Regions from separate parts of the Homo sapiens genome. Here region 2 is linked to region 1. A link is an interaction called in ENCODE POLR2A ChIA-PET data of the cell type or tissue named here. Cell type or tissue: PC-9. All regions are shown on one strand. Links, peaks and the distances in the headings refer to the core of each region. The heading gives the core; the rest is flanking DNA.

Region 1 (4,401 bases), core at 263-4,262:
AAAAAAAAAAAAGAAACAAAGTCACCATTTCTCCAACTAATTGGTCCCTAGAGCCTCTCTTGTTGAGTTGAGATTAGCAAGCAGCAAAGCTTCCTTTATTTGAAGCCTACATGGAGAGTATTATCACCTCCATTCTCCTAAAGATGATGAACCCAGAGTTGCAGGACTGAGACTTTATTGCAGCAGGAAGAGAGCACATAGGCTTATACGGTCATGCCTGGCATAGTGAAATTTCTGTCAGTGATGGACTGCATATATGATTTATGGACCCATGAGATAATGGAGCTGAAAAGTTCCTGTCACCTAGTGATGTCGTAGCCATCATAAAGTCCAATGCAGCCCAATGCATTAATCATGTTTGTGGTGATGCTGGTGTAAACAAACCTGCATTCTCAGTTGTATAAGAGTATAGCACATACAATTATGTACAGTATATAATAAGTGACTATGCTACTGGTTTACGTATTTATTATACTGTACTTTTCATTGTTATTTTACAGTGTACTCCTTCTACTTATTAAAAACAGTTTATTGTAAAACAGTATGTGGCTGGGTGCAGTAGCCCACTCCTGTAACCCCAGCACTTTGGGAGGCTGAGGCTGGAGGATTGCTTGAGCCCAGGAGTTTGAGACCAGCCTGGACAACATGGTGAGACTCCATCTCTATAAAAAACATGTTTAAAAGTTAGCTGGGTGTGGTGGCGAATGCCTGTAGTCTCAGCTACTCAGGAGGCTGGGGTAGGAGGATCTCTTGAGCCCAGGAGGTCAAGGCTGCAGTGAGCTGTGATGGTGCCGGTGCACTCCAGCCTAAATTACAGAGTGAGACCCTGTCTCAAAAACAAAACAAAACAAAACAAAAGAAATACTGGGTTATACCAGCAGTATAAACGTGTCTTGTTTACTGTGCCTCTTGATTGCATTATTTTCTCTTGTGCTTCAATTAATCTCGTGTTGCTTTGTTCATCACGGTCCCTTTGTCATAGAAAATCCACGGCTATTGTTGCCAGTAAGAGGCCACATCAAGTGACTGATCTTGAAACAAGAGATTAAGGATTACCAACCAATGGGTAAAGGAGTTACAGCAGCTTTTAAGGCCCACTGCCTGAGGAGGAGCAGCTTTGCTCAGGTTATTACTGCAACAAAGGAAGACACGGAGAAGACGCTGATGCAATTCTGAAAGGATTACATCTACGACTCCATCAGGACCCTTGCTTGGGCTTGGGGTGATGTTACCAAGGAACGTATAAATGACATCTGGAAGAAGACACTCAAGAGGTTCATCCGTGATTTCAAAGGATTTGCCAAGGACAAGGAGGTTGCAAAAACCAACAAGGCTGTGGTTGAGATGGCAAACAATTTTAACCTGGGGGTGGAAGAAGAAGACATTGAGGAGCTCCTACAGGTGGTTCCTGAGGAACTGACTAATGAGGAGTTGTTGGAACTGGAACAGGAACACATACCTCAAGAAGAGGCAAGGAAGAAAAAACTGCAGAAGAAAAAGAATCCCCATGAAAATTCACAGTGAAGAGCTGAGAAGTTTTTGCAGACCTCAGTAAGCGCCTTAAAAATTCTGAAAACATGGGCCCCTCAACACCAAAAGGGTTTCATTAACAGAGAGGAATGTTCTTTATGCACTGTCTGCTTACAAGCAAATCTATGATGAAAAAGGAAAGCAAGCAAACCACCATGGACATATTTCTGATGCATGACATCTCCTAAGAACCTCAGGTAGGTCTTGTTATCCTAGCTCCACGTTTTTTTCTTTTTTGAGTCAGGGTCTCACCTTGTCACCCAGGCTGGAGTACAGTGGTGCGGTCACGGCTCACTGCAGCCTTGACTTCCCGGGTTCAAGCGATCCTCCTGCCTCAGCCTCCTGAGTAGCTGGGACGACAGGCACGTGCCACCACACCTGGCTAATTTTTGTATTTTTTGTAGAGACAGGGTTTCGCCGTGTTGCCCAGGCTGGTCTTAAATTCCTGGGCTCAAGCGATCCGCCTGCCCTGGACTCCTGAAGTGCTAGGATTACAGGCGTGAGCCACTGGGCCCAGCTGTCCCTGCGTGTTATTGCCCCTGAAGACCTTCCAGCGGGGCAAGATGAGGAGGTGGGAGATAGAAATATCCATGAATCTGACCCTTTGTAGGCCTAGGCTAATGTGTGTAATTGTGTCTTAGTTTTTAACAAAAAAGTTTAAAAAAATTTAAAATATAAAAAAGCTTGTGGAACAAGGATATAAAAAAAGAATATATTTTTATACAGTTGTGCAATTAGTTTGTGCTTTAAGTGCTAAGTGTGATCACAAAAGAGTCAAAAAGTTAAAAAATTTTAAAAATTTATAAAGTAAAAAGTTACAGTAAGCTAAGGGTAATTTATTATTGAAGAAAGAAAAATATTATTTAATAAATGTAGTGTAGCCTAAGTGTAGAGTGTTTGTAAAGTCTAGAGTAGTGTGCAGTCATACCTTAGGCCTTCACATTCACTGTCACTCACTGACTCACCCAGAGCAACTTCCAGTTCTGCAAGCTCCATTCACGGTAAGTGCCTTTTACAAGTGTAATTTTTAAATCTTTTATACTTGATTTTTACTGTACCTTTTCTATGTTTATATACATAAATACTTGCCATTGTCTTACAACTGCCTACAGTATTTAGTACAGTAGCATGCTGTGCAGGTTTGTAGCCCTAGGAGCAATAGGCTAGACCGTATAGCCTAGCTGTGTAGGAGGCTGTACCATCCAGGTTTGTGTAAGTACTCTACAGTGTTCGTACAAGGACGAAACTGCCTAATGACGCATTTCTCAGAATATATCTCTGTTGTCGAGCAATACGTGATTGTAAAATGTGAGACGACATTTGCAAAAATGTCCACTAACCACTGGGCAGCAGTGCTGTCTGTGTTCTAAATTATGGTGAGGGCTGGCTACAATGGTGCACTCCCATAATCCCAGCACTTTGGGAGGCTGAGGCGGGAGGGTGGCTTGAACCCAGGAGTTTGAGACCAGTCTGGGCAACACAGTGAGACCCTGACTGTTCAAAAAATGAAAGAAAAATTAACTGAGTGTGGTAGCAGGTGCCTGTGGTCCCAGCTACTCAGGAGGCAGAGGTGAGAGGCTTGTTTGAGCCCAGGAAGTCATAACAGTGGGGCGTGTAGGAGAGAGAGATAGGCCAATCTGTGACGGCTGGCCTATACACCTTTCTGTGACCGCCACCTCTGCAAACCAGGTAAATTCTCAGTTCAGCTTAGCAAACATTCTATAAGCGCACACCATGGACAGGCCCTTCTCTGGGTTTTAGGGCACATCATTTCACATGCTGGCTCCTTCCCCAAGGCACTCACTGATTACGGCTCTCTGGGGGAGGGAGTGCTATTTACACAAATGCAAACTGGTCTAATATCATCCAATAAAAACTCAAAAGATCACCAAGTAGGGGGAAAAAAGCACAACCAGACACCTTAATACAGGGAGAGGAAATTCTGTTAATTCCACGTTTATTAATCACACAGCTCTCTGCAGACTAGACACTAAAACACACAATTGTCAAAAACTAGAAAAATGAGTTATGTCCACGTTTTAAAAGCAAAACTTTATAAATTTCTTACCACACTCATTCCCAAGTTTTATCCCACAAAGTATAGCATGAAACAATGACAACATACATATTATTCAAGTAAAATGCTATTTAAAATAGCTGCACACAGGTAATTAAAACACTAGGATCCAGTTTTTAGAGGAAAAAGTCATGTGGCACAATTTCAAGTTCATAATTGAAGTTAACAGTAAAACAGATTTGCTCACATTTGCTTCTGATCTTTATTTCTGCTGTCTCTCTTTAGTAGAATAAAGAAATGGCACTTCACATAAAATCATATTTAAAAGCTACTAAAATGGATAAACAGATGCAGATCAGCTCTTTAATGAGAATCCCTGCATAGCTGGAGGAAGTTCAAGGATAATTGTTTTTTCAAGGCAAATAGACTCTTGTTACGTGGCTAATTTCATGTACATTATCATCGCTGGGAAGTTCCTGCTGAGAACTCACGGTAGCTATGCCAGAAAAGTACTTTCTTCACAGGAGGTGTTGAAATAATGCCGGATAAATGCAAGTAAGGTCAATATCTCCCTCTTGGTCTAGATCAGGAGCTGGCAAACTTTTTCTTTAAGGAGACAAGTAGTAAATCTTTTAGGCTTTGCAGGCTATACTGTCCCTGTCCCAACTATTCAACTCTGCCAAGAAAGCAGTCCCAGACAATACCATAAATGAATGGGTGTGGCTATGCTCTAATAACATTTTGTTTATGGACACTGAAATCTGAATTTCATAGAATTTTCAGGTGTCATGAAATATTGTTCTTCTTTTGATTTTCTGCCCAATCATTTGAAAACATATAAACCATTCTTAGCT
Region 2 (4,401 bases), core at 328-4,327, 190 kb before region 1:
ATTCTCTTAGGTGTTCTGGCTTTGTTCACTTGAAAATTATTTATTACTGTTTTTAATTGTGTATTGCAAGAGAGAGAGACCAAAGAGTGTGTGTTCAGGCTGCCATCTTGAACCAGAGCTTCATTCTATCTTTTCTCAAGCATTTTCTGCTCTTTCTAAATGTGCATCTTCCATTGTATTTAGATTGATATCTTCACTGTCTCATGGATATACCAGGCTAAAATCCACCTTCATGCCCTCAATTATTATGTTTCCTTTTCAGAAATTTCATTCTTCTCTTCCCTCTCTTCTTCCACTTAAATCCAGCAAAATTCTTACCAACTTTCAAAACTTGAGTACGCTTCCTTTGTGAATCTCATCTAACTCAGCTTTCATTGACCTCCTACTTATCTTACTGTTATCCTGCTCAATGCCTGTCAATCACATTTCAGTTCTTAATTATACAGTCTAGTATTACTCACTCTTTTTAGATGTTTATTATTATTTTGGTAACTACCTAAAACTCTTTGGGAACAAGTGTTTATTTTTCTGTAGCCTTCAAAACACACAGCACAGTGTGATTATATAGTAGGTATTCAACAAATATTTGTAATTGATTAACTTCTCTACTGTTGTAGAAGAGGAGGTAGATAACTAACTGCTTATATTTCTTTTTTCTGGAAACATTAGGAAGGCTGTCTTTGAATTGGAAGCTGAGTAGTGAAGCTCCATTTCAGGCAGAAAAAAAAAATTGCTAATTATTCTACATTAAGCAAAAACTTAAGTTTTATAGCATAAACATTGTCTGCTGAAAGCAATGACAATAGATACATCCAGAAGAGTTGAAGCAGGTAGGACAAGAGTGGTTTGGGGAAAAGCAAAAGCAAAATGTGACTAAAAATAGACTTTATAGTCTGGCGTTTCCATAGTGAGTGAGTTCTCCTAACGTTGCTAACAGTGTCAGCTTCAACTAAAGGTTTAAAGGTAAACCAAGAGCAAAAGAATGGTAAATAGTATGCTTCTAGTGTTCATATCACCAAATATATCTGCTTCACCACCTCTTTGGGCACTTGGTAGGCTTGTATTTGTATTTCCTTGATCTCATGAAGTTAGGGGTAGTCATGTAACTTGCTTTGGCCAAAGAAATTAGAGTGAGATTGATATCACTTCCAGGTGGAAGCTTTAAAAGCCAGTGTGGGATTTGTCTCGTCTCTGTTTTCTGCTTCAGGGATCGTGGAAACATGTGATTCTCCATAATTCTGAATTCCTGAAAGCCTATAACTCACTCATCGTGAGTGAATAACAAAGCTTTGTAGTTTAAGCCGCTGAGATTTTGGGGGTTTTATTTCAGTATAATTTAGTCCAGGGCAACCTGCAACCTGCAGGCAAGCTGCCTGTTTTTATACAGTTTTGTTGGAACACAGGCACATGTATTTGTTTATGTATTATCTATGGCTACTTCCATGCTGCCACCCAGGTAAGTAGTTGAAACAGAGATTGTATGGGCTGCAAGCCTAAAATATTTACTTTTACCATTTAAGAAAGTTTGCTGACCTCTAACCTGATCTGTGCTGACTATGATAGACCTAGAGGTCTCTGGTAAAAACCTTTAGATGGCTACTTTTTATTTTGTACATAACATAAAAGATGTTTATAGTAGCCAGTATCTAAGATGGCTCTAGTGATCCCTGCCTCTTGATACTCACACTCTTGTGCAGTCTCTTCTTACACTGAGTAGAGCTGACTTGTATAACCAATATGGAAACAACGGAATATTGCTTCTTTGCCCAGGTCATCAAAGACATTATGGCTTCTATCTCCCTCTCTCCAAGATCACTTACTTTGAGGGAAGCCAGCTACTATGTTGTGAAGCCCACATGGTGAGAAACTGAGGCCTCCTGCCAACAGTCATTTGAGTCAAGCCTTCAGATGACTGGTGCCTTGGCCAAAATCCTGACTGCAACCTCATGAAGAACTCTGACGACAAATTGCCCAGTAAAGCTGCTCCCGAATTCCTGATCCACAATTAATATGAGATAATAAATGTTTGGTATTTTAAGCTGCAAAATTTTAGGGCAATTTGTTACAAACAGATAACATGCAGTGTTCAAACGAAAAGTGTACTGGTACTGTGTATGCTTATATATGTATATATTTGCACATAGGCTTATATATATACTAACATGTCTTATTACTGGACAAAGAATTAATGGACGTCCATAATTATAGTATACTTACATGATTTTAGATAAGTGGAATTACCTTACCTGTGGAAAAAATTGTTATACATGTATATATCTTTCCCATTCCTTTCCAACACCTAATCTTTGTGGAATAGAGAATGGAATGTGTTCTGGGAAGGGAGGAAAAAAATTCTAAAACATTTAAACTTTCCTTCATATGTTAATTGCTCAAATTTGCCTTCTTTGTATGTGGGAATAGGGTAAGAAGAGTGGCACGAACTCTATAATATTTTAACATTTTCTTTCTAAGGATGATGATGGAGTTCTAACAAAAGTGTCAGAAGGTTGCTTTTTCAATTTATCTACTATAACCTTCCTAGACACGTTAAATGGAATAGTAAGAGCATTTTGAATTGTGGGAGTGACATCTGGAATCTAGAAAAATATTTGAAATGAAATTAGGAAGTAGTCAAGAAGCAAAAGTCAGTGAGAGCCCGGGGTTAAGGAAAACTAAATAGAAGTGTGTTTGATAACAAATTGAGACTAACAGGCAAAGATAATGGGTAAAAAATATTCCTTATTAAATGGTACCAGCAGATTTGTTTGGACAGCAATCTGTATAGCTTTAACCCAAAGTGTAAACAAAAGGTGTCTAATTAGTATTTTCTGATAATGCTGGTGGGCATAAAGCATGAGAAGTGGAAAAGAAAAAAAGAAAGGCAGGCGAGAGAAAAAAAAGGAACAGGGGAAAGAAGAAGTTAATAAATAAAGAAAATACATGGTGGGATAGACGTACTCACTTGAAAATGCCTCTGGTTCTTAACCCTGTCCCAAGCTCCAGGACAATGGCTGCTACCTGGCCAAATCTTATTTTTCTTTTTTCTTTTTCTTTCTTTTTTTTTATTTTGAGACGGAGTTTTGCTCTTGTTGCCCAGGCTGGAGGGCAATGGCTCGATCTCGGCTCACTGCAACCTCCGCCTCCTGGGTTCAAGAGATTCTCCTGCCTCAGGCCCCCGAGTAGCTGGGATTACAGGAGTCCACCATCACACCTGGCTAATTTTGTATTTTTAAAAGAGGCAGGGTTTCACCATGTTGTCCAGGCTGGTCTGGAATGCCTGACCTCAGGTGATCCACCCGCCTCAGTCTCCCAAAGTGCTGGGATTACAGGCTAGAGACACTGCACCCGGCTCAAATCTCATTTTTCAAGCCTACAACTTGTTTTAGGCCTTCAATAAATATTCAACGATCAGCCTGCAAATAAGCACTGACCTCTATAGTTTGGGCTAACATGAAATAAGGGTGAGACTAAAGAAGAAACTACCAAGCTATCCCCTGATCCTCCTAAAAAGGGTAAGAATAGCTCTCAAAACAAACATAGTTTCTCCTCTTAATACCCTTTTGGTTTCATAACCATGCAGCTCTGCTGTAGATGCGAGGTCTGTATGTGCTAGAGTACATATTGTGAAAATCCCCATTGGATTATGAAATTTTATTAACACATAATATCATAATTATCTTAGATGATAAATCTGTAGAGTTGAAATCTGGAGACAAGATCCTTGGTGTGGCTGCTTTCAGGATCAAACTGTAGAGCAATAGAACTTGTTCTCAAGACCTGTAGAGTCTAACCATAAACTTGTTCTGCTGTAGACGTTTATCATGCTTATTGAACTGTTAATCATAAATATGGCCAAAATTCAAGGCCCATGTCTGACAAATTTCATAGCACTAATGAAGGGACAAGATGTTTGAGAACCCTGAGAAGTCTAATATGCTTGAGCATGTTGAGAAAACTAGATTTCTGTAAAAGAAGAGCATGTGTGTACAGACAATGTATGTTTTAAAGGTAAAAGAAAAGGCTGGCTCTTTTTAGAAAAGTGAAGGCCAATTGTTAAATACTTTATTGTTTATCTTATTGTCATTTATTTAGGCTACACAAGCACAGGTTTGAGAAATCATTTCCTAACTTGCTATAAATGTCAGAGACTGGGATTATCCGAGGTTGTCCTTCTTTAAAGATTGGAAGTTAACACAGGAGCCCGCCCAAGCTGGCCTGCATTGTGTTTCTTCAGAAAGGAGGCTCGCACAGAATCTCTATAAGGTGTTATTTCATTAAAATGTAACCTTTGCAGTGATATCTGCATTTCAACCAGGGAAATTTCAATGTATCTAGTGGTATAATTTAAAACTCCAAAAGGGAAGTTAAGCAGATATTTTTAGCCAAGGTGCCACCATCAAA

The links. Peaks named below come from ENCODE experiments on the same cell type or tissue, not always from the same donor. Only the 100,000 strongest peaks of a DNase experiment are listed, where the experiment ranks them.
Region 2: POLR2A ChIA-PET joins it to region 1 with 7 read pairs; 6 of 35 experiments call an interaction of 5 or more read pairs at or near these places.

What each region holds. Positions count from the first base shown.
Region 1 is chr6:24,536,262-24,540,662 of GRCh38, reverse strand. ALDH5A1 (aldehyde dehydrogenase 5 family member A1) reads right to left here. Exons shown (of 10, transcript NM_001080.3): 10 at 3,456-4,401. LOC124901277 (a long non-coding RNA gene) reads left to right here and starts at 611. Exons shown (of 2, transcript XR_007059507.1): 1 at 611-648; 2 at 983-4,401. It also overlaps a transcript of KIAA0319 not described here. RefSeq lists an enhancer at 897-2,096. In PC-9, for the core only: no CTCF peak of the experiment used is centred there; a DNase peak (open chromatin) is centred at 2,482.
Region 2 is chr6:24,724,554-24,728,954 of GRCh38, reverse strand. No RefSeq gene overlaps it. Among named protein-coding and RNA genes, the nearest start is that of C6orf62, 7.6 kb to the right of the region's middle. In PC-9, for the core only: no CTCF peak of the experiment used is centred there; no DNase peak of the experiment used is centred there.